7 separate regions of the Homo sapiens genome follow, and regions 1, 2, 4, 5, 6 and 7 are each linked to region 3. The links are chromatin contacts, found by Hi-C or POLR2A ChIA-PET in ENCODE. All regions are on one chromosome and are shown on one strand. Each heading gives the region's core, a stretch centred on a gene start or an enhancer-like site at or near the end of the contact. The rest is flanking DNA. Distances are from core to core; before and after follow the strand shown.

Region 1 (2,886 bases), core at 172-2,671, 1.2 Mb before region 3:
CGCTGCAACCAATATGCAGTCTTTCGTTCCTCAACCCCTCCTAAGCTTCCCCGCAAGTCCCCAGAATCCATTATATTATTCTTGTGCCTTTGTATCCTCATAGCTTAGGGAGCTATAGTTTTCAATTATTATATAATTTTATCTTCTGTAAGATACAAGATTTACCCAAGGAATCCCTACTTCAATTAAGAACTCTGGTGCCCGAAGGAGAGGCTTATCCTATCTCTCTCCACCTCACTTCCGGTTTGTTAGAATCTGGATTTGAGTGCTGCTTCCTGTGCCAAGCCGACTTGATTTGTACAACCCAAAGGTCAGGGCAGCAAAGCCAGGGGAGCTGTTTCTTCCTAACTTCAAGAACTCATGGGAATAGGTACATTAAAAACAGAGTTATTCCCAGTTCTCTTTGTTGCTTAAACAGATTGGCTTTTCACTAGTATGTTCTGTGCTAATAGTTGTAAGATATCACAGGTAACAAAATCATAATTAAAATGATGTGTGTGAAGATAATGTTGGTGAAAAAATGCACATAAAGCTATACAGTGCGAGAATGACCAAAATCAAAGGCATTTTTTTCCCCTTTTGCCAGGGAGACATGTATAAATTCAACTACACTCAAGTAAACATGCTTATAGAAAGCCTAACGCCCAAGATAGGCACACTTCCTTAAAAAGGAGCAGGTTAAGGGGACATGGTACCTATTTAATCCCTATATTGTGCCAGGCAGTTAGACTCTTTCACTGGGCTATCTCCTTTAATCCTCCCAACAACCCTGAAATGAATGTATTGTTTTAAAGTAGGGATGGAATTATTTGAGATGATGCAAATAAGATACCAAGTCGAGTGCCCAGAACATAGTAATTGTTCAAGAATATGTTGCTTAATGTCCACAGAGATTCAACGACTTGCGTATGATCACACGTCTAAGGAGAGGCAGAACAGGGATCCCATGCAGACAGATTTGGGCCCAAGATCACTCATACACTCGTGGTGCTACCAAGTCACATTTTTTTTGCAGGAAAGACAAAAGACAACCTTGATTTATTATTATTATTTTATAAATGACCTGGAATTCACATTCCCCAGGGCCAGTCTTGTCTCTGGCCTTTTTTGTTAGTTTTTCCCTTATTCTCTAGTTATCCATTCTAATTAATAAGAGACTACCATATAGTCCCCTTTTTCGCCCCTTGCCCAGCTCAAAGTCTGAAAGGAAACATGAGAACTCAGAAGACACTGGAAGACGTCACTATTACGGGCCTTTCCCAAGCCCCATACTAGTGAGTCCTTCTCTCCGTTGTGACTCACACCCCATCACCCTCCCTCCTCCCAGGACAAACAGCGTTATGACTCACTGTGGCTTCTGACAGCCTTAAAAGAACCATGAACTTGAGCCCAACCCTTGAAGGTCAAGGAGTACTATCATTCTTTAAGCCACACCACTGTGCACATGCTTTTTCCTTTAGCCAAGGGGAACTCCATGCCTCTGTGGGTTTTTCCCTTTAGACTAATATCTTTCTTCTTGGTTCCACCCTGAGAGGATTGTCAGTCAAGGGGGGTGTTTTTGGGTTTGAGATCAGCTTACAAAAGCTCCAGGGCAGAGACCTTAGTTGAATTCTGGGGATTTACAAAAGAATCAGAGACTGGGGAAGCCAAGTCTTCTGTCAAGTGAAGCTTATCAGGAATAATTCTAGTAAAAGCAGGGACCCCTCAGTGCTGTGTCATTATGGGCCTCTGGGCCTGTGGCTTCATGGGCAGGAGATAATTAGCAGACAGCTCATCCTGGAGGAAAGCAGAGAATGAGCCTTGGAACTAGTTCCCCTGCCTCCAGTTTGGCTTCTGTCCAGCTTGCCCCATCATCATGTCATGCTTACACTAAAGATCTTTAATGCTTCCCTTTCATCTCTATTTAACAAGGGGAAGAATATTTTTATAGCGTAAATGGAAAGGAAACAAGAAACACCTCTTCTACTATGCCTCCCTGCTTTACCTGACAACTGCTCCTGGTTCTCCAAGGCTCAGCTCTGCTGTTGCCTCTTCTGATTTGCCAAGTGGGGCTAGTTGCCTGCTCTGTGCATCTGCTACACACCTTGAACTCCTTCTAGCCCAGCCCTAACGCACTGTACTTTGGTTTTGCATTTAGTCATCTAGCTTCCCAACCATGCCATGAACTCCTCAACGGACAGGGCCTTGTTAGCACTAGTGGCATAGTAGGCATTCAAAATGATGGGCGCTGTAGCAGGGTGGTTGAGAAACTTATCTGTGTCTCATTTGATGCCATAGAGTTACTGGAAATGAAGGAAAGGCGTTCCTTCCTCTCCTAGCAAAGTTAACAAGTCTGTGTTACTAAGATCTGAATTTTCTTTACTCTTCATGAAAGAAGTTAATAGCCTTTTTGAGTTTCAAGGATGGGGGAAAAAAAAAAAGAAAGAAACAGGCAAGCCTCTCCCCAACTCAGTTCTAATCCCACAACATTTTTCTTTTTTGCTTGAAGGTACAGACCCATTGAGGTATAGTCTAAAGTAGAGAGGGACTTTTTCAAGATTTGAAGACAGTGGAGGCATAATCAGTGAGTTGGTTAGGTCTTCAGGGACTGGGTCAAGGGCATGGTTGTGGGAGTGTTCAGTGAGTTGCTCCAGCTGGAAGATGGGTTCCTAGAAGGAGGTGCCTTCATGGGGGCCTGGGAGGGCTGAGTACTGAGTGTGGTGGCCTCAGAAACCCTGTGGCTGAGCTGATACAGAGGACGGGGGGCTGCTAGCATCGTCACTCATTTTTTGGTGGTCTATGCCAACTGAGTAAGGACTTACATATAGCAGCAGCACTAGGGATGGGAAATGAATGCTGAGGCTGTTGTTTCCTTACTATCCCACTCTCTATTTACCATTTTCCTGA
Region 2 (2,700 bases), core at 140-2,639, 1.0 Mb before region 3:
ACTGGGTAATTTATAAAGGAAAGAGGTTTAATGGACTCACAGTTCCACATGGCTGGGGGAGGCCTCCCAATCATGGGGGCAGGCAAATGAGGAGCAGAGTCATATCTTACATGGTGGCAGGCAAGAGAGTGTGTGCAGGAGAGGCCCTTTGTAAAACCATCAGATCTCAGGAAACTTATTTACTATCATGAGAACAGCATGGGACAGACCTACCCCCCTGATTCATTTACCTCCCACTGGATCCCTCCATGACACATGGGAATTATAGGAGCTACAAGTCAAGATGAGATTTGGCTGGGGACACAGCCAAACCATATCATGCAGTCATTATTATTACACTTCTCCTCTTTAAGTTTGAGCATGCTGATTCCCTTGATGGAAATATCTTGTCCCTCCTTTTCCCAGCTGGCTCCTCTCACTGCCCTAGTGGGAACAGTTCAGATGCTTCTCTCCCTTAGGAAGTGTCTCCTGATTGTCTCAGAAGGCATGGAATCCTCCCTGGAAGGCCTCTTCAAGCCTTTATCAGAATGCTTTCTCATAATGAACTGTGGTCATTGCCTTCCTCAGCCACCTCCCCACTCCGTGGGAGCCCCTTCAGGGAAGGAGGAACCTATGTCCCCATCTTCAGGGTCTGTCATGTGATAGCTGCTCATTAAACTTTCATATTTCATAGTTTCTTTTATCATTGGAGAATCACTTTGACAAACAGGAAATGTAACCTGACAAAAACCTGAAGAGGTTGACAGGTGACTAATAAATTCCCATTTTATTCATGAGAAAATTGAAAACTCTGAAATGCTGAGTGACTTTCCTAACACCCAGTCCAGGACTGCAGGAGCTAAAAGTAGAGACCAATATTTACTCCAGGAGATAATAGTAGGGCTCAGTATTTACTCCAAGGATCGGTTTTTCGGGTTATTTTTCCCCACTAAACTTGCCAGTTTTTTTTTTGAATTAAACACAGACACATCAGGCCACAGCCAGACATGTTTTGAATTTTGGATCTGATCTTAGTTTAAAAAGAAGGGTTTTGACTCTAGTGAAGGCTGATGGAAAGAGGCCTGTGAAAAATAGAAAGGCTTTTAGTAAGATGTTCTCAAAGAGGTCGGGGATCTCATAAGACAGGGGTTCAAGGTCTGTGGGTGGGATAGCTGAGGTCCATGAAACCCTAGGTTGGGGGCAAAATCTTGTGAGTATTTCTCTGGGGGGAGGATATGAAAGTTTATTCTTCAAAGGGAAGCAGATCCGACTAGTTAAGGTGAGAATATCTAAAGCCTCCTTCTACCCCTGGGCAGAGAGAATGTTTTGCACTTTCTTGAGGATCAAGCTATTGCCTATGGGCCAATTTCCTCCTGCAAGCCCCTCCCAGGGCCAGTGGATGCCAAGGCCTCTAAGGAGGGGTCTGTGCAGCCTGCTGGCATCTTGTGTATCAACACTTTTGCTTTGCAGGCAAGCTAATCTGTCCCTTAAGCTGCTTGGCTGAGATTCTTTGCCAGATCTGATAGGAGAATTTAACCTTTCCTTTTTCTCTTTTGGCCCACACTCAATGGAATCCAAATAAAGAATGAAAGAGACTTGAAAGGGAATTTCCATTACCAAATAATTCAGTTTAAATTTCCGACCTTTCCTCTACCTATTTTTTTTTTCCATTCCCTCCTTTCTTCCTCCTCAACATTTGGAACTCAGAGCTGGCATAAAACCTTGTGGGGACATGTGGAAAGCCAGAGACCAGGAACGTGAGTGGAATTTTCCAAATTAAGGTGGATTATTGGTCTTCATTGCCAAGCAAAGTGGAGAGGCCTGGCTTTTTGGCAATGACTTGGAGCAGGAGTGCTTCAACATCTGGAAGAGGGTTTTGGCTTTCATGTCTGGAGTGACACATATTCTGGCTTCATGGAACACTTTGCATTCTTTGCTACCCATCCTGCACTGTCCTAGCACCGAGTCATTGCTCCTGCTGCTCATAGAACATAACATCAAAAAGTGTTCAGTGAACAGCTATGAGGTCAGATATTGTCCTGAAATCTCAGGGTAACAGTCATAGCTAGAATTCATTGGGAACCTATCTTTGCCCAGTATTGTGCCAGCTTAACAATACTAAGAGGTAGGTCCAACTTATTTTCCCATTTGATAAGAGGATACTGATTGACAGAGAGTAAAATACATCTCCAAGCTCTCATAGACAAGATGTAGAAGAACCAGATTGCAAATATAGACAGTCTGGGTCGAGAACTAGCCAAGAGTAATCAGAGTGGAAAGAAAGCTTAGCACAGAAACACGGAAAGGAATTAACAAATTGTACTTACCACGATGGGGAGGTGAAGGAGTCAGAATAACAAAACTAATTCATGTTTTAAATCTAAGTTTTAAAAACAACATTTGTTTCTTCTTGCCCTGATTATAAAACAATAGCCCATGTTTATGATAATGGCTTTGGAATTACTCCCCCAAAGGTAGCTGATATGGAAGATTTTATAAGACAGTTTTTTTTCAAATTTACTATGAAAAGTGAATTCACATCCTATATAAAGATATATAGAATTTGGATGAAAATATTCAATATTCTTTATAATAATGATAGCTAACATTTATTGAGTGCTTACCAAATGTCAGCTACTGTTCTAAGCTTTTTACCTATGTTAGCTCTTGTCATTCCTTCAATAGTCCTGTGAGATAATTGCTATTATTATCCTTCTTTTA
Region 3 (2,700 bases), core at 61-2,560:
CTTAGGACATTATTACAATGATGATGCTTTCCACTGGGCATGTTGTTATTTGTTTCTTGAACAGGAAATATATTAGCGTAACTTTTAAATTAAAATGATATAAAAGTTATAATTGAAAAGTCTTGTTTCTGACTGCCTTACGTATACCTAGCTACTTTTATTAGCTTTTCATATAAATATAAGTAAATGTGACTAATGTAGTCTTCTTTTTTTCCTTCTTACACAATAATTAGCTGTTTGACACTCTTCCGGATATTGTTTTTGTCACTTAACAACATAACTTGGTGATCCTCCCAGAGCCGAAAAGCTCTCCCAGATATGTTTCAGGGCAGCGTAACCTTCCTTGTTCTTCCTTCACTGAGCATGTTATATGTGGAAAGAACACATCCCCACTTGGGGAAACCAGATAAATTGTTTAAATTATTGCAAATGTGAATGATTTTAATGTAGAAATAACCTTTTTCATTCCACATTAATCACAAATACTGTTCACAACCCTTCGTAATAAACTTGTCTCCTGCTTATTTTTTTTTTTCTGGTATTCCTTGTGATTAGAATCTCTCGCCTTGGTATCCGCTGTGTTCAAGAGCAGAACAGAGCTTTGAACTTTACAGGCTAGTGCTCAGAATTAAAAGTGCTTAATGCCACCAAGATTTCTATTAAAAAACCCAGGGTAAAGGAAAAAGCCTTTTGCTTCAGCTGAAATGTTCTTGTAAAGGGCAAAATGGAAAATACAAACACCACTGCCGTTTGCTGGTTGGATACCACAGCCATCGGCACCTCCTGGAAATGGCAAGCCCATGAGTTCCTGATGGAAGCCAAGGTTAGTCTTATTGCATTTGAGAGAGTTAGAAAAGTGTCTTTCAGTGTGGACAGAGAGCCAGCAAGATTGTGAAGGTCAAAGAAAAATCCAATTATCCATAGCAAACACTGACCATACAATTAAATTACACCAGTCAGGAAAGCATCTGATCTTCTGCAACGGACTTCTTCCAGCAAATTTACCCTTGAATCAGTCTGGGCCATTCATTGGCAGCCAGCTGATCAGTTTCCTTCTGCTGCCCTGCATCCTGCAACATGTCTGTAGCAGATGTATCACTGCCCACCTACATCCCCTTGGCCCACCCCAGAGGTCACCTGCAGCTGCAGTGGTCAACTCCCAAGCACGCAGACATCTCAGCATCAAGAACCTGCTTCTCTCTGCCCAAGGGCTTTTTCTGGCCATAGAAGTATCCCCTGCACAGTCCAGATATGCAGGCTGGACAGAAGTTCCAGGGAGCTACCATTCCCAAGAGCAAGCCTCAAGCAATGCCTGGGAGATAAACACCCAGCTCCCTTGCTTGCCCCTTGCCTTGCTGGGGCAATGCCAAAGTGTGTGGTGCCCATACTCTCAGAGGGACACCAGTGCGACTGAGCCCCAGGTGGGACCTACTCATTAACATGCTGTTTATTGGCTTTTCTCTCTTCCCTACTGTCTCATCATTTTTCTGGGATTGACTCCTGTGAGAGCCTTGATCCAGTCAAGAGACAGAAACTACACAGTAAGTTCAACAGGACAAGTGTAACACAGAGTCATTAACTACAATGAAGAGTATAGATATAAGGAAACTCTACAAAGCAACCTAGAGCTACGAGGGAGAACTTAGGAAAAGACGAACTTGAGAAGGATTCAGACCTCTTGGGAAACGGTGAGGTTCAGCCCACGAGACAGCAGAGAAGTTAGCTGCTTTGGCTAGGCTGGAGCCGGCCTGGAATTGCTGGGAACCTCCAGGTGCAGCCAGCCTCCGTTGTGCACGCAGGGGGCGCCAATCAGCAACTGATGGTGAGGGATGGAGCCCGGGAGCTGGCGGGGGCTGCAGGAGGCTGCAGAAGGAGCGGAGCGGCTACTCAACGCCTGACCCTGCCAGCTAAGTGCAGCTGCACACAGGCCGAGCAGAAGCTTGCAAAGGGAGGCTGAGTCCCGGACCCAAGTGTAGCAAGCAGGGAAAGGGAGGGTAGGGCACCGGTAAGGGCAGGAGCCCTTCGGAGGCTCACTCTGTGCTGGGGAGCTCTGCTTTCCATGTCAAGAAGCCTGCACAAAAATTATCACCAAGCCGGGGCTGCAAAGTCACAGAAGGACCAGTTCCACCCGCTGTCCTCGTCCACCCACACTACTGAGCCGCGGTCCCCGCACAACCGGCGGAAACCCTCCTCCAGCTGCGGTGTCCTCCGGCGCCCTCTACTGAGGAAGCCTAGCATCGCGCGCACTTAAAGGAGACGGGCTCAAAGGCACGCCTTCGTTAGTCCCAGAGCATAAATTAATAAAGGGTCCATTCAGAGCTGAGAGGCACAAAAAAAAATTTTTTAAAAAGATAAATACACCTCCAAAGTCCCACTTGCACTCAAACCCTTGTCTCAGGATCTGCTTTTGAAAGAACCCAAATCACGACAATGTCAGACAGAGATGTGATTTTTGTTGACAAAAAGAGTCAGACTCTAAAATATTTAAAGAGATTTATTCTGAGCCAAATATGAGTCACTAATGGCCCATGACATAACCTTCAGGAGATCCTGAGAACATGACCCCAAGGTGATTGGGGCGTCACCTAGATGTATACATTTTAGGGAGACGTGAGACTTCAATTAAATACATTTAAGACATACATTGTTTCAGTCCAGAAAAGGGAAAGTGGGGAGGTCTGCTTCCAGTTGTAGGTAGAT
Region 4 (2,969 bases), core at 425-2,924, 1.4 Mb before region 3:
AAGATTCCATGTACGTTATAAGAGTAATCACCTCTTAAAGTCAGAATATGTTTAATAAAATACATATGGCTGCTATATAAATACAATTTACTCCAAAAGTTAATAATTTTTTTTCCTATCAAAGGCCAGGAGTCTATAGAATGAAGAAACGAAAAATCAACAAAGGAAAAAGAATGTCAATTCTACTTACTCCTTTTTGAAATAAATGGAAACATTTCATTTAAAACTGAATGCATATATATATTAGATACATAGATATGTATCTAATATATGTGATTTTCTTCTATACTCTTTTTTGTTATTGGCAATTTTAAAACTTTCAACTTCAGGAAAACACCAGTGGCTGAAGAAAAAGTAAACTCAGTTTTGAGAAATGCACCCCTTTTTCTCTGTCAGGGGAAATAAGGAAGAGTCCTGTAAGAGCAGATGACATTCCTGCTTTGGCATGTATATTATTGGTATTTGTTTTATTTTGTACTTTATTTTAATAAATGCCATTAAACTTTCACAGCTTTTTAAAGATCTCTTTACCATTGCTCTCTTATACCAGAGTTTCTCCAGGTGTGTTCTACACCCCACACGAACTACACCACTTCTAGGGTGGGCCCTGAAAACCACATGGTTGACACAGTCTCAGTGTCTGAGAACCTCTGTCTGGCTCGACAGTTCTTAAATTCTAAATATAAGTTCTCACAATGGAGACTTTTAGAAATTTATACAAGTTATTTTGTGACTTGGTATTGTAATCTTATATTAAGGTCAGCTGAAGAGAAAGAGAGGGAAAAGTGGAAGAAAATAAGCAATTTGGTACTACCATAATCAGTCAGCACCTTACAGGAATAACTCCTTATTTTCTCAGGGCTTATATGCCCTAAAATAAACAGAGCTTCTTACTTCAGGAGTCTTAAAAAATAGGAGTTTAGCAATCAGGTAATAAAAATGACACTAGATATACAAAAACTTAGTAAATAAGTTTTAAAGGCATCCACTTCTAGACATTTCTTGGTGTAAAATCATATTCTAAATTCTTTTTCCTTAATTCCCTTTAACTGCTCATGAAACACTGGTAAAGGCATTACGACTTACTGACACAGATCTTCCCCCAAACCGTTACATAAACTACATTTCTTCCTAGAGTTTTCAAATCAACTTTTATGAGCTACAATTAAGTAATTCTGTTTGTCCCTATACTTTGGGAAATGATACAAGCAATTTCTGGCAAAAATACTCACACAGTAAGCCTTTTTACAAATTGTTGGGGGCAGGGAAGGAAAAGAGCTTAACAATAATCACTGTCTTGTTCTTTTGTTAAAGGGGGAATATATATACACATATATTAAAAAATCACAAATTATTTAAAATAGGTATGCAAATCTAAAACTGAAAAACTACAAAACAGTACTTGGCAAAGCATGATTTACTTTAACCATTTAAAGAATCCATGATCTTCCTTTGAAAAGCAAATTATTTGCCAAGAATCAAGATAGTCACCAGAAAATAGGATGTTAATGGAGAGAAACTACCACACAATAAATAAAGCAGACGGGTCAGTGCCATTCATACTAAAGAAAGCATTTAACAGTGTGTCACTGTTCACGATCCATAGCAAAAGATAGCACACTCTCGACAGTGTTAACTGTGCCCTGTTACACCCAGTCGGCATCAGGCAGCCCTAAACAAGCTATGCCAGGGCTAGCCTCCTTTCAGTTCCTCAAATGTAACAATCTCTTCCATGCTTTTGCACATGCTGGTTCCTTTGTCTAATTGACACTTTCTCCCAATTTTTCCATCATTGTGCTGCTCATGCTTCAGGTCTCAGCTTCCTTTACTCCACATCTAAATTAGGTACTTCCATTTATAATCTCTCTAAACACCTCATAATCTTCCTCCACAGTATTTCTAACACACAGTAGATATACGTATATTGTATTTGTATAAGGAATCTCTCTTTCCCCAGTAGGCTATACAATGAGGGCAGACACTATGTCTGTCTCCGACAACGTGCAGTGTCTAGGAAACTTGTGCAAAAACAGACACACTTAATTGAGTAAAGTACATTCTGCATTCCATCTTGGGTTGCCATCATTTCACATCTGTACAACTTCAACAAGACTAGACCCTTCCTACCTGCTATGCCAGACCATGAAAATATTAACATTAAACAATGGAGGTTCCCTACTGTCCTGAAAAAACACTGGGGAGTAGGAAAAGGCAAATAAGCTGCAGTGAAGTGTTTTGGGCATAAACAAGGATAAGAGGGAAGGTGCTTCTGTTAGCACAATCACCAGTCCTCAGTTAGGTCAGGAACCTGCCACTTAGCATTCTAGAGATCTATCTGCTTGACTGCTTTCTTCCAATTGACAGTCTCACCTTGACTAATTTTTCTTTTCCTTTAACTGTGGGTCGAATTGAATACAAATTTACCACTCTGCCTTTTACCTCTGTGGTAGCCAGCCTCTAGTATTCACATCTCTTGAATAGCAGACTTGGCCTAAATTGAGCAGAGCTGATCTATGCAGTTAACAGAATGTTGTGGAAATGATGGTATGAGACTTCTAAGGCTAGGACATAGAAGACATTGGGGCATTTGTTTTGAGCTTTTATCACTCACTTTGGGGGATATAAGCAACCATGTTGTAAGAAAAATTTTACAGCCCTGTAGAGAGGTCCATGAGGCAACAAACCAAGTTCTTCTGCCAACATCCAGCCATGTGAGTGTACCATCTTAGAAAAAGATCCTCCAGTTCCAGTTAAGCCTTCAAATGACTGCAGCCTCAGCCAGTATGTTGACTGCTACTTCATGAGATATCCTTAGCCAGAAGTAACCAGCTAAACTGCTCCCAAATTTAAACCCACAGAAATTGTTTGAGATAATGTATACTGTTTTTTTGATCTGCTAAATTTTGGGATAATTATAGAGAGATAACTAATATCTCTCCTCACTCAAGTTCATTTTCCTAGATATTTTC
Region 5 (2,813 bases), core at 124-2,623, 1.3 Mb before region 3:
GCTGTGTGTCCAGCATACAATATCCTTTGTTTAAGCATCTGCATTCTTCCCCCAAGCAGGCTGTCAGGGAGGCAGTCACACCCCATCTCTCACTCCGTTCAGGCAGGAATCGAAGCACAATTTGGCCTCTTTGTCATTTTCAAAAATCAAACCTGCCTAGGGACCAAGTTCCAGCAGCAGCTGTTTTTGCTTTATGCTTTATTTAAAGACATTTAATTTTGAATCCTGTATGTTTTCAATGATATTTTTAATTTTTGGTAGAGCAGACTGTGTACATGTATAAAATATCCTTGATTTATATAGAGGAGTTCTTTCATTAGCTGACTTTTTTTTTTTAGGATAAAGGCAGATTAATGATCCTAATTAATAACTAAGTGATTATAGCTTTTTATTGTTTTAATTATTTCTTAAAAATAATAGTAATTAAATATCAAATATATTAAATTATTACTTTATGGACAGCTTTGTGTCAGATAGTTTACATACATTTTCTCATCAGGCTTTATCAGAATCTTACAAAGTGGACGGAGAAACTAATGTCCATTTTATGAATAGAGTCTCAGGAAGGGTAAGTGGCTTGTTCAAGTTCTCGTGTCCAATGAGTAGGGAAGCTGAGATTTTTAACCCAGGTATGTCTGATGCCACATAACATACATAATGTGATATTACATGTATACTGTACATGTATATTTATGTGTGTGTGCATACCTATATATTATATTATTTATATGTGATACCCAAACTTCCAAATCACATTTTCTCCTCATCTCTTTCATTTTCTTTTTTCTCTCACTTTTTCTATCTCTTGGCCTCTTCGCTCCTTCTGATGGTTGACTAACCGTGCTGTCATTCATGGGCTGTGATCTGAGAGGACAAAGTGTTAAAGCATTTCCCATCTTATGTGGACTTCCCAGCTCACCTATGCCCAAAGTGGATTGAGCCCCTGATCCTGAGGCCAGAGGACCTGGGATCATATGTCATTTCTTTTTTGTTCTAGCCTCATATATTTGGGCAAGTCTTGCAGCTTCTCTGAGCCTCAGCTTCCTTATCTCATGTGTTGGCTGAGGCTCACAAGAGCTGGTGTCCTGTGTGCCTGCCAAAGTTATCATGAGGATTCAATGTGAGGATAGATGTGAAAGCAGTTTATGAGCTGTAAAGTGCAATGGTCACTCTATTGTGTTCTCTGGGCTGCACGTCCTCTGTGATGAGAGTTTATCTGGGAGGCAGGAAAGTGAGGAAAAAAGGAATCCCTGCAAAGCCAGCCCCACAGATGAGTAGGAATTAGAAAGGTCATGTGGGATCCAGCAAAGCATCCAGGAGGCAGGATTAGTCATCATCCCGAGGCAGAGGCACTTGTTTGTTTCTACTCCAGGAATTTGTCATCGTCACAATTCCACCACTCCCTGCCTCTGCTTATTCTGAACCTGCCATTACTGACCAGCTTATTTCTATTCCTATCTCTCAGCCTTGTGGCTTTTGCTGCCTCATGCCGTTGTCTGTGTCCTGTCTTTTGCACCCAGCCTCCTCTCTGAGTTAGTTCTGCCTTTGTTTGTGTTAAGGACCGCTGGCTCATTCTGTAGGTCTCACACTTCTACTGCCTGGGGAGAAGGTTCAGTTTGCTATCATCAGTGTTGTGCTGGTAATGTTTAATAACTGGTTCTCTGTGGGAGGTTGGGTGGGGGTAGGGGAAACCCTGACACCTGTGTGTTGCCAATTTCCTTGGCACAAATACTCCTACGAGAGATGGTTTCAAGCTGTCAACATAACGTCACCTGGCTCCTCAAATCCTGAAAATGGAACAGTTGGGGCCCATAAGCTAGCATAAGCCAGCTCCAGCATATCACTGTCACCCCTGTCTGCTGCCTCATAGCTGCTGGTCAGTCTAGGGATTGGCTGGTCTTGAACTGGGGTCGTATCCTGGTCCATTTAGCTGTGGTCAAGGTATCAGGATTACACATTTAACTTCTCTCTGAAAGTCCTGTGGACAGAGGAACTTTCCAGTTTATTTGTTTGACTCTCATTTTACAGACGTCTCTGTGACTTCAATAAAATAAGGGGAGAGATAGAAAAGGAGGGTAAGTAAATATAAATTAGAAAATGATTAATGCCACAATAAAGGTGTAAAAGATGTAAAATGAGGGTTCAGAGACAGGAAATGTCACTTGGTGGCAAACAAGGAAGACTTTATGGAGCGGATAACATTTTAACAGAGACTTCAAGAATGATAGGGTTTGGAGAGGTAGAAATAGAGGAGAAGGTGTTCAAGATACAAAGAAAAAGGTTTGAACAGAAGTGTGCAGTGAGGAGGCATGGAATAGGTATGGAGTTTGTGAAGAGGAAAGAGTGATCCTATTAGGAAGAAAAGTTGGACCAGGCATAGTGGCCCATGCCTGTAATCCTAGCATTTTGGGAGGTCACGGTGGGCAGATAGCTTGAGTTCAGGAGTTCAAGACCACCCTAGGCAACATGGTGAAACACCATCTCTACAAAAAATATTATTAAAAATATCTATATTATAAATTATATTGTATTAGGTTGGTACAAAAGTGTGCTTTTTGCAATTATTAATACTTTTAATGGCAAAAACTCACTTACTTTTGCACCAAACTAATACAAAAATTAACCAGGCATGGTGGTACACACCTGTGGCTACTTGGGAGGCTGAGGTAGGAGGATCACCTGAACCCAGGAAGTCGAGGCTGCAGTGAACCATGATCATGCCACTGCACTCCAGCCTGGGCAGTAGAGTGAGACCCTGAGACCCTGTCTCCAAAAACAAAAGTAAAAACAAACAAAAAAATAAAAAAGAAGAG
Region 6 (2,948 bases), core at 207-2,706, 1.2 Mb before region 3:
GAGAAAGAGGTGATTGAGTCAATATGGAGAGGAGATGCCTGCCAGGTGGAGAGGTGAATGAGGCCATTCCCAGTTAAAATCAGGGAATAAACTGAATTTCTCATCATTCAACAAACAGCTCATGCCCATTCATGGCCTGCATTTCTGATTTGGAGACCAGGGAAGGCTTCATGTCTAGGTAGAGCTGCTTCTGGAATGACGAAGTAATATTTGGATATTTAGAGAAGAGACTAGGGAGGACGATCATAGAAAGGGAAGATACGATCAGATTATGAAAGGCCTTCATGCTAAAACACTGAGATCACAAAAACTCATAAAGGGGAATGACAAACCCAAAATTATGCATAAATGTGGCTGTGCACATGCTGGAAATAAAACACACAAGTGGCTTTTTTCCCACTTTTCACTTAGTGTTCTCAACCCAGAATTTTGTGTGCATTGATCAGGAAATTGCTCTTTTTTCCTAATAGGTAAGTATTTGAGCAACAAGGCAGCATGTAGTTTCAACATCAAGCTCACTGCTGACTCATTTTTCTCTCAGCACCTAAGCTTTTCATTGTCAGTAACATTAATTATACCTATCATTCACTCTAACATGACCTTTATTTTTTTCCTCTTTATAACATTCTCTCCACATGGGCTCATGTTTGGGAGGCTGGAGACTGGTGATGTCAGCCCTGAGTTTTCATCATGTGGCAATCAGAGCTCTAGAAGCACAGGTCAGACTTTCAGGCTCTTCTGTTGCTCTGCCTCCAGCATTACGTGCCTGAACTGAATTGGCAAGCCATTCTCTGCTACCAGGATGCAGAAAATCAGGTTCCTAATTTGCCAAACAATTCTTCATTTCAAAAGGTTAGGGCAAGATTTGCAGAAGAGAGTTGGAAGGAACAACCATTTATTAAGATATCAGTGAATGAATGTGGACAGTGTGCTCCAAAGACCCGTATTTGAATCCCAAATCTGCCACTTATTTTCTGGGTAACTTTAAGCAAATTGCTTCCCTGCTCTGAGGCTCTGTTTCTCCCTCCTCTAGAGAATGAGGATGGTATTATTTATCCTGCAGGCTTGCTGTGTGGCTTGAATGAAGTTCTCACTGCAAAGCATGTGATCCAGACTTGGGCACAAGGTTGACTCCTACTGTCAAAGGCTCAGCAGAAATGACAGCTATGGTGAGCTTTCACCTCCTGCAGGCTTTAGGAAACCAGTGTGTAATGGGAAAATAGAGTAAAAACGACTGATATGGTTTGGCTGTGTCTCATCCAAATCTCAACTTGAATTGTATCTCTCAGAATTCCCACATATTGTGGGAGGAACCCATGGGGAGGTAATTGAATCATGGGGGCCGGTCTTTCCTGTGCTGGTCTTTCCTGTGCTGTTCTCGTGATAGTGAGTAAGTCTCACAAGGTCTGATGGGTTTATCAAGGGTTTCTGCTTTTGCTTCTTCCTCATTTGTCTCTTGCCTCTGCCATGTTAGAAGTGCCTTTCGCCTCCCACCATGACTCTGAGGCCTACACAGCCACGTCGAACTGCAAGTCCACTTAAACCTCTTTTCGTTCCCAGTTTCAGGTATGTGTTTATCAGCAGCATGAAAATGGACTAATACAACTACCCTTGAAAATCCCTTAAGCCAAATGATTGCATATATGGTTTTATGCCCATGAAAATAAGGTCGCTTCTGGTTAGCGGCCAAAGTGAACAAAAACCAAGTAAACAAGACATATATTTTAGAATTAAGATCATATTGATCATAGAACTTATTCACCATGTTAGATATGCAGGGGAGTAAGAAAGTCCAGGGCCGACCTCATGGTTGTGCATTCTGTGCCATTGTAAAGGGCCTCACACTCAGAAGAACCCTGTGCTTGGCCCAATGCTCTGCTATCACTGTCTTGAAATTCTTAATTTTTGAATAGGGAGTCTCTCAATTTTACTTTCCTCTGGTCCCTACAAATTATATAGTCAGCCCTTGTCATATATTTAAATTATTATTTCTCACTTACCCTCATTCCCATCCCAATTTGGTATAGTTGAATTCACATAAAGGCTTATATGATATGTTGTATAGCTAACTGGCTGTGGTACACAGTATCTTAATGTATTTTCAAGCATACCCTCGGAGATTGGTATAATTGGCCCCATTGGAAGGATGTGTAATTTACTCAAGGTCATATGATTAGTAAGGCAATTGGTATGCCTGTCTACTCTTTCTATTATGCCACAATGAATGAGAAAAAAAAACAGAAGGAAATTTCAGTGCAAAAGTAAGAGTTATAGGAGTACATTTGAACTAAACCGATGAAGAGGGGCATGCTGGAACCAGCAACACATTATGTATTTATGTAAAATTCCTTCAGATGTGTGCTTGCTTCCTGGCATGAAATCTGCAGCATTTTGCTCGTCATTGTATTCCCAGCCCCTGGCATAATGGTTAGCATGTAGAGGACGCTCAATAAATACTTGTCGAATGAAGGATATTCCTGCCAGATTCTTCTTCATTCTGCATTAATAATTTGGCCTTCCTTCTTGCATATTCATATGTTTGCTCCTTTTATTTGAATCCCCGTCTGTTTGATAGAAGAATGTTCTTTAGCAAGCGTGACGATTAATGATATCAGGCAAAAAGCCCCAAGATCTTAACTGATGAACAAACACAAACTTTGTTAATGATGCTTTTTGTAGAAGACATTGCTGGTTTATTATGTATTTCAAGCTAAAGGAGAATTCTAGCTACCATTTGAATTCTCTGCTACCTGGAGTGCCTTGGAAAAGGCCTTGGGAGAAAGAACTCCTCTTGCAAGTTGCAATTTTAAATTAGGAGTAATCTCCCTGCCACACCTAGGAATGAATTAGCACACTCTTTCTGTGTCATTATCCATTCATCCTTACTCTGTCCCTATAGTCAATGTGTCATGAGGGGCTTTTGATTTTTCCTCCTAAATTGCTCAACA
Region 7 (2,885 bases), core at 329-2,828, 1.8 Mb before region 3:
AACAGTCCTTTTAAGAGGGAGGCAGAAGTTTAGAATTATAGAGAGAAGGTGATGTGTGGATGGAAGGAGAGGGAAACAATGAGAGAAGATGCTACACTGATGGTTTTGAAGATGGAGGAAGAAGCCCTGTGCCAGAAAATGTGGGAAGCCTAGAACAGTTCTCCCCGAACGTTTTGGCACCAGGGACTGGTTTCATGGAAGACAATTTTCCCACAGACTGGTGGGGGTGGGGGTGGGAGATGGTTTAGGATGATTCAAAAGTGCATTACATTTATTGTGCACTTTGTTTCTATTATTATTATACTGTAATGTATAGTGAAATAATTATACAACTCATGATAAGGTAGAATCAGTGGGAGCCCTGAACTTATTTTCCTGCTACTAGACCATCCCCTCTGGGGTGATCAGAGCCAGGACAGATCATCGGGCATTAGATGCTCATAAGGAGTGTGCAACCTAGATCCCTCTCATACACAGTTCACAATGGGGTTTGCGCTCCTGTGAGAATATAATGTTGTTGCTGATCTGACAGGTGGTGAAGCTCAGGTGGTAATGTGAGTGATGGGGAGCAGCTGTAAATACAGATGAAGCTTCACTGACTCGCCTGCCACTCACCTCCTGCTGTGCTACCCCATTCCTAATGGGCCTTGCACCAGTACCGGTGCGTGGTTCAGGGACTGGGGACTCCTGCTCTAGAAGATAGAAAAGGCAAGGAAACAGCTTTTCCCCCAGAGCATCCAAGAGGAATGTAGCCCTGGAAGCCCACCTGAGACTTCTGACTTTCAGAACCATAAGATGGTAACTGCTCCACCAGGTTTGTGATAATTTGTTATAGCCGTTATAGAAAATTACTATACCAGGGGAAGCCAGGAGACCCTGCCAGGGCTGTAGGCAACAAAAAGAATAGGGGTGTCCGGGTTGGTTTAGACAGTGATTTCTGAAGCCAGCATACCTGGGTTTGAAGCCCAGCTCCACCTCCTACTAACCACTTTCACATTGGGTGGGCAGAGCACATTGAGACCATGGGCTGTCAGACTCCATAGCTCACTGTCTCCTCTAGGAATGCAGGCTGACTAGGCTGCCAGAGACCCTCCTGGTGATTCTGCACAATGGTGTGTTTTAAAGAGATCCAACAGCATCTCTCTAGGTTCATAGTTTCTGATCATGGCTGTGCATGTGCACAGTGGTTTTTTTTTAATATTTCATAATGAAAAGCATGAATAGTGAAAATAAGTCTTCCTTGCACATTCATCTTTCATCTCGTTTGTCTTTCCTGTGAAAATCATTGTCATCTTCAGAAAATGATGTTCTCTTTATGCCTCAGTGTGCCTTCCAGAAAATGGGAAAAAGTTAGTATATGTTTAGGATATTTAAGAACACTGGCACATTGTAAGTGCTCAATAAATGTAAATGGTTATTAATATAATAAGTTCTTATTGGAATGAATTTGCTGACTCCTTGCAATAATGGAAGTTAGTATGCACGTACATTTCCACAGTGAGAGTCTCTTTCAGTAGGGGGCCAGTGGCAGTTTCTTTTCCTTCCTGTTCGCGTGTGAAACAGGAAATGCAATTTGGATGACAGGCACTGCTGCTTTTCAAAACTCTGTTTTGTTTCTGGGTTGTAACTCGAAATTGATGTTGATATTGTAGCAGCCAAATAAAGTGGTGCCCTTTGACCTTGTTGCAATTCTGTATGTCTCTGGTAGATTACAGGCTGCCTTCGTGCTGCTTTGCAAAAGATTTGTTCCCCTAATAGTTCTGAAAACCAGAGAGAAAGCATATTCACGTGAAATCCTGGTGATTTTTCTAAGTTCACCTAGTTAGTTTAATACCATAATCTAATGTAATTTCATATCTCTAAAACTGAAGGCTAGCCAATTGTGTGAATCTAGCCTAAGAAATAATTATGAATTCAATAAAAATGTTCACATACAAAGATGTTTATTGCAGCACTGTGAAAACCAGAAAAAATTGGAATAAACCAAAATGTCATGTAATAGTAGAGTTGTTAAATATATTGTGGGTTAGTCACTTAGTGGAATATTATGCAGTTAGTTGAAAAGGTAGTTATAATGCCTTTTCCATCATAAGGAAAATATTCACAATATACTGTTAAGAGAAACATTGAGAGTCAAAATTGTGTTCAATATGATTATAATGCTTGTAATGATAAAGCTCACACGTTAACAGCCTGGCAGAAAATATACCAAAATGCTGGTATCCATTGTGAAAGTGGTGGAATTATGAACTGTTTTTTTCCTACTTTCTATTTCCCATATATTTAGTAACATAATTATTTACATCTCTAAGAAAAAAAATTAAATGCAAACATAAAGCAATAAGCCAAAGCTCCAAAATAGTGTGGAAGATGTCTAAGAAAATTATGACTGCACACATTTATAATTCTAAATTAAAATGCCTCAGGAGTTCTAGTTTCCTGGATTAGTGCTAACGGCAGGAAGGCTGGGGTGAGAAATTTTGGCCATTAGCACTTCATGGGGTATGTAGAAACTGTTTTAGCACATACACTTTCTGGCTTTAAGTCAACTGACTTGGTTTTATGAGACAAAGAAGAGTTTTGCTTTCCCAGATAATTCAATTGTGATCATTTCAATAACCTTCATTCCAGCACAAGGACAATGGAGAAAAAAAGAGTCATCATATTTATGATTTACTGAAGGTTCCCTATGTGCCAAACTGTGTGTGGAATGCTTTATATGTATTGTCCTATTTCAGCCTAACAACTCTGGTAAGTGGGTCCTATTATACAGATTTCATAGATGAGATGCTCACTAAAGTGAGCACACCAAGCCCAGGGTGTCTCATTGGGTGGGCAGAGCACGTTCAGACCCTGGGCCGTCGGACTCCACAATTCACTGTCTC

Evidence for each region. Hi-C counts contacts between places; a loop is a spot of excess contacts on that map. ChIA-PET counts read pairs that join two places held with the same protein, here RNA polymerase II (POLR2A). Pooled maps may share reads with other maps.
Region 1: a map of IMR-90 shows a loop between it and region 3 (2.9-fold over the local background). The contact joins the enhancer-like site here to the promoter of LINC01182 in region 3. A Hi-C loop is called at or near these places in 1 of 168 maps with a recorded cell type or tissue (IMR-90), 1 of 37 single-sample maps with no recorded cell type and 15 of 50 pooled maps. POLR2A ChIA-PET finds 5 or more read pairs at or near these places in 1 of 52 experiments (PC-9).
Region 2: a pooled map shows a loop between it and region 3 (5-fold over the local background). The contact joins the enhancer-like site here to the promoter of LINC01182 in region 3. A Hi-C loop is called at or near these places in 1 of 168 maps with a recorded cell type or tissue (Calu3), 4 of 37 single-sample maps with no recorded cell type and 11 of 50 pooled maps.
Region 4: a loop to region 3 is called in a map of head of caudate nucleus, with 4 times the contacts of the local background. The contact joins the enhancer-like site here to the promoter of LINC01182 in region 3. A Hi-C loop is called at or near these places in 1 of 168 maps with a recorded cell type or tissue (head of caudate nucleus) and 1 of 50 pooled maps. POLR2A ChIA-PET finds 5 or more read pairs at or near these places in 2 of 52 experiments (AG04449 and MCF 10A).
Region 5: a loop to region 3 is called in a pooled map, with 2.7 times the contacts of the local background. The contact joins the enhancer-like site here to the promoter of LINC01182 in region 3. A Hi-C loop is called at or near these places in 3 of 168 maps with a recorded cell type or tissue (chondrocyte and naive thymus-derived CD4-positive, alpha-beta T cell) and 11 of 50 pooled maps. POLR2A ChIA-PET finds 5 or more read pairs at or near these places in 1 of 52 experiments (activated T-cell).
Region 6: a loop to region 3 is called in a map with no recorded cell type, with 2.5 times the contacts of the local background. The contact joins the promoter of LINC00504 here to the promoter of LINC01182 in region 3. A Hi-C loop is called at or near these places in 2 of 168 maps with a recorded cell type or tissue (PC-9 and mammary epithelial cell), 11 of 37 single-sample maps with no recorded cell type and 6 of 50 pooled maps. POLR2A ChIA-PET finds 5 or more read pairs at or near these places in 1 of 52 experiments (activated CD8-positive, alpha-beta T cell).
Region 7: a pooled map shows a loop between it and region 3 (3-fold over the local background). The contact joins the enhancer-like site here to the promoter of LINC01182 in region 3. A Hi-C loop is called at or near these places in 6 of 50 pooled maps.

The regions. Positions count from the first base shown.
Region 1 is chr4:14,855,071-14,857,956 of GRCh38, reverse strand. All of the region lies in intron 2 of LINC00504 (long intergenic non-protein coding RNA 504), which reads left to right. Among named protein-coding and RNA genes, the nearest start is that of LINC00504, 32 kb to the left of the region's middle. RefSeq lists enhancers at 1,242-1,621, 817-2,016. Within about 2 kb of position 1,421, at least 10 of the 41 ENCODE cell types and tissues checked have a DNase peak (open chromatin) inside an H3K27ac peak, as active enhancers do; they include IMR-90 and PC-9, where a contact is called at or near this core.
Region 2 is chr4:14,700,785-14,703,484 of GRCh38, reverse strand. The region is part of intron 2 of LINC00504 (long intergenic non-protein coding RNA 504); the gene reads left to right. Among named protein-coding and RNA genes, the nearest start is that of LINC00504, 190 kb to the left of the region's middle. Within about 2 kb of position 1,389, at least 3 of the 41 ENCODE cell types and tissues checked have a DNase peak (open chromatin) inside an H3K27ac peak, as active enhancers do.
Region 3 is chr4:13,653,789-13,656,488 of GRCh38, reverse strand. LINC01182 (long intergenic non-protein coding RNA 1182) reads right to left here and starts at 1,310. Exons shown (of 4, transcript NR_121681.1): 1 at 1,138-1,310. RefSeq lists an enhancer at 1,736-1,785.
Region 4 is chr4:15,019,781-15,022,749 of GRCh38, reverse strand. All of the region lies in intron 4 of CPEB2 (cytoplasmic polyadenylation element binding protein 2), which reads right to left. All of the region lies in intron 2 of C1QTNF7-AS1 (C1QTNF7 antisense RNA 1), which reads left to right. Among named protein-coding and RNA genes, the nearest start is that of CPEB2, 19 kb to the right of the region's middle. Within about 2 kb of position 1,674, at least 2 of the 41 ENCODE cell types and tissues checked have a DNase peak (open chromatin) inside an H3K27ac peak, as active enhancers do.
Region 5 is chr4:14,915,736-14,918,548 of GRCh38, reverse strand. All of the region lies in intron 7 of CPEB2-DT (CPEB2 divergent transcript), which reads left to right. Among named protein-coding and RNA genes, the nearest start is that of LINC00504, 29 kb to the right of the region's middle. Within about 2 kb of position 1,373, at least 7 of the 41 ENCODE cell types and tissues checked have a DNase peak (open chromatin) inside an H3K27ac peak, as active enhancers do.
Region 6 is chr4:14,886,677-14,889,624 of GRCh38, reverse strand. It overlaps LINC00504 (long intergenic non-protein coding RNA 504), which reads left to right and starts at 1,456. Exons shown (of 7, transcript NR_126435.1): 1 at 1,456-1,566.
Region 7 is chr4:15,409,669-15,412,553 of GRCh38, reverse strand. All of the region lies in intron 1 of C1QTNF7-AS1 (C1QTNF7 antisense RNA 1), which reads left to right. It also overlaps a transcript of C1QTNF7 not described here. Among named protein-coding and RNA genes, the nearest start is that of C1QTNF7-AS1, 17 kb to the left of the region's middle. Within about 2 kb of position 1,578, at least 7 of the 41 ENCODE cell types and tissues checked have a DNase peak (open chromatin) inside an H3K27ac peak, as active enhancers do.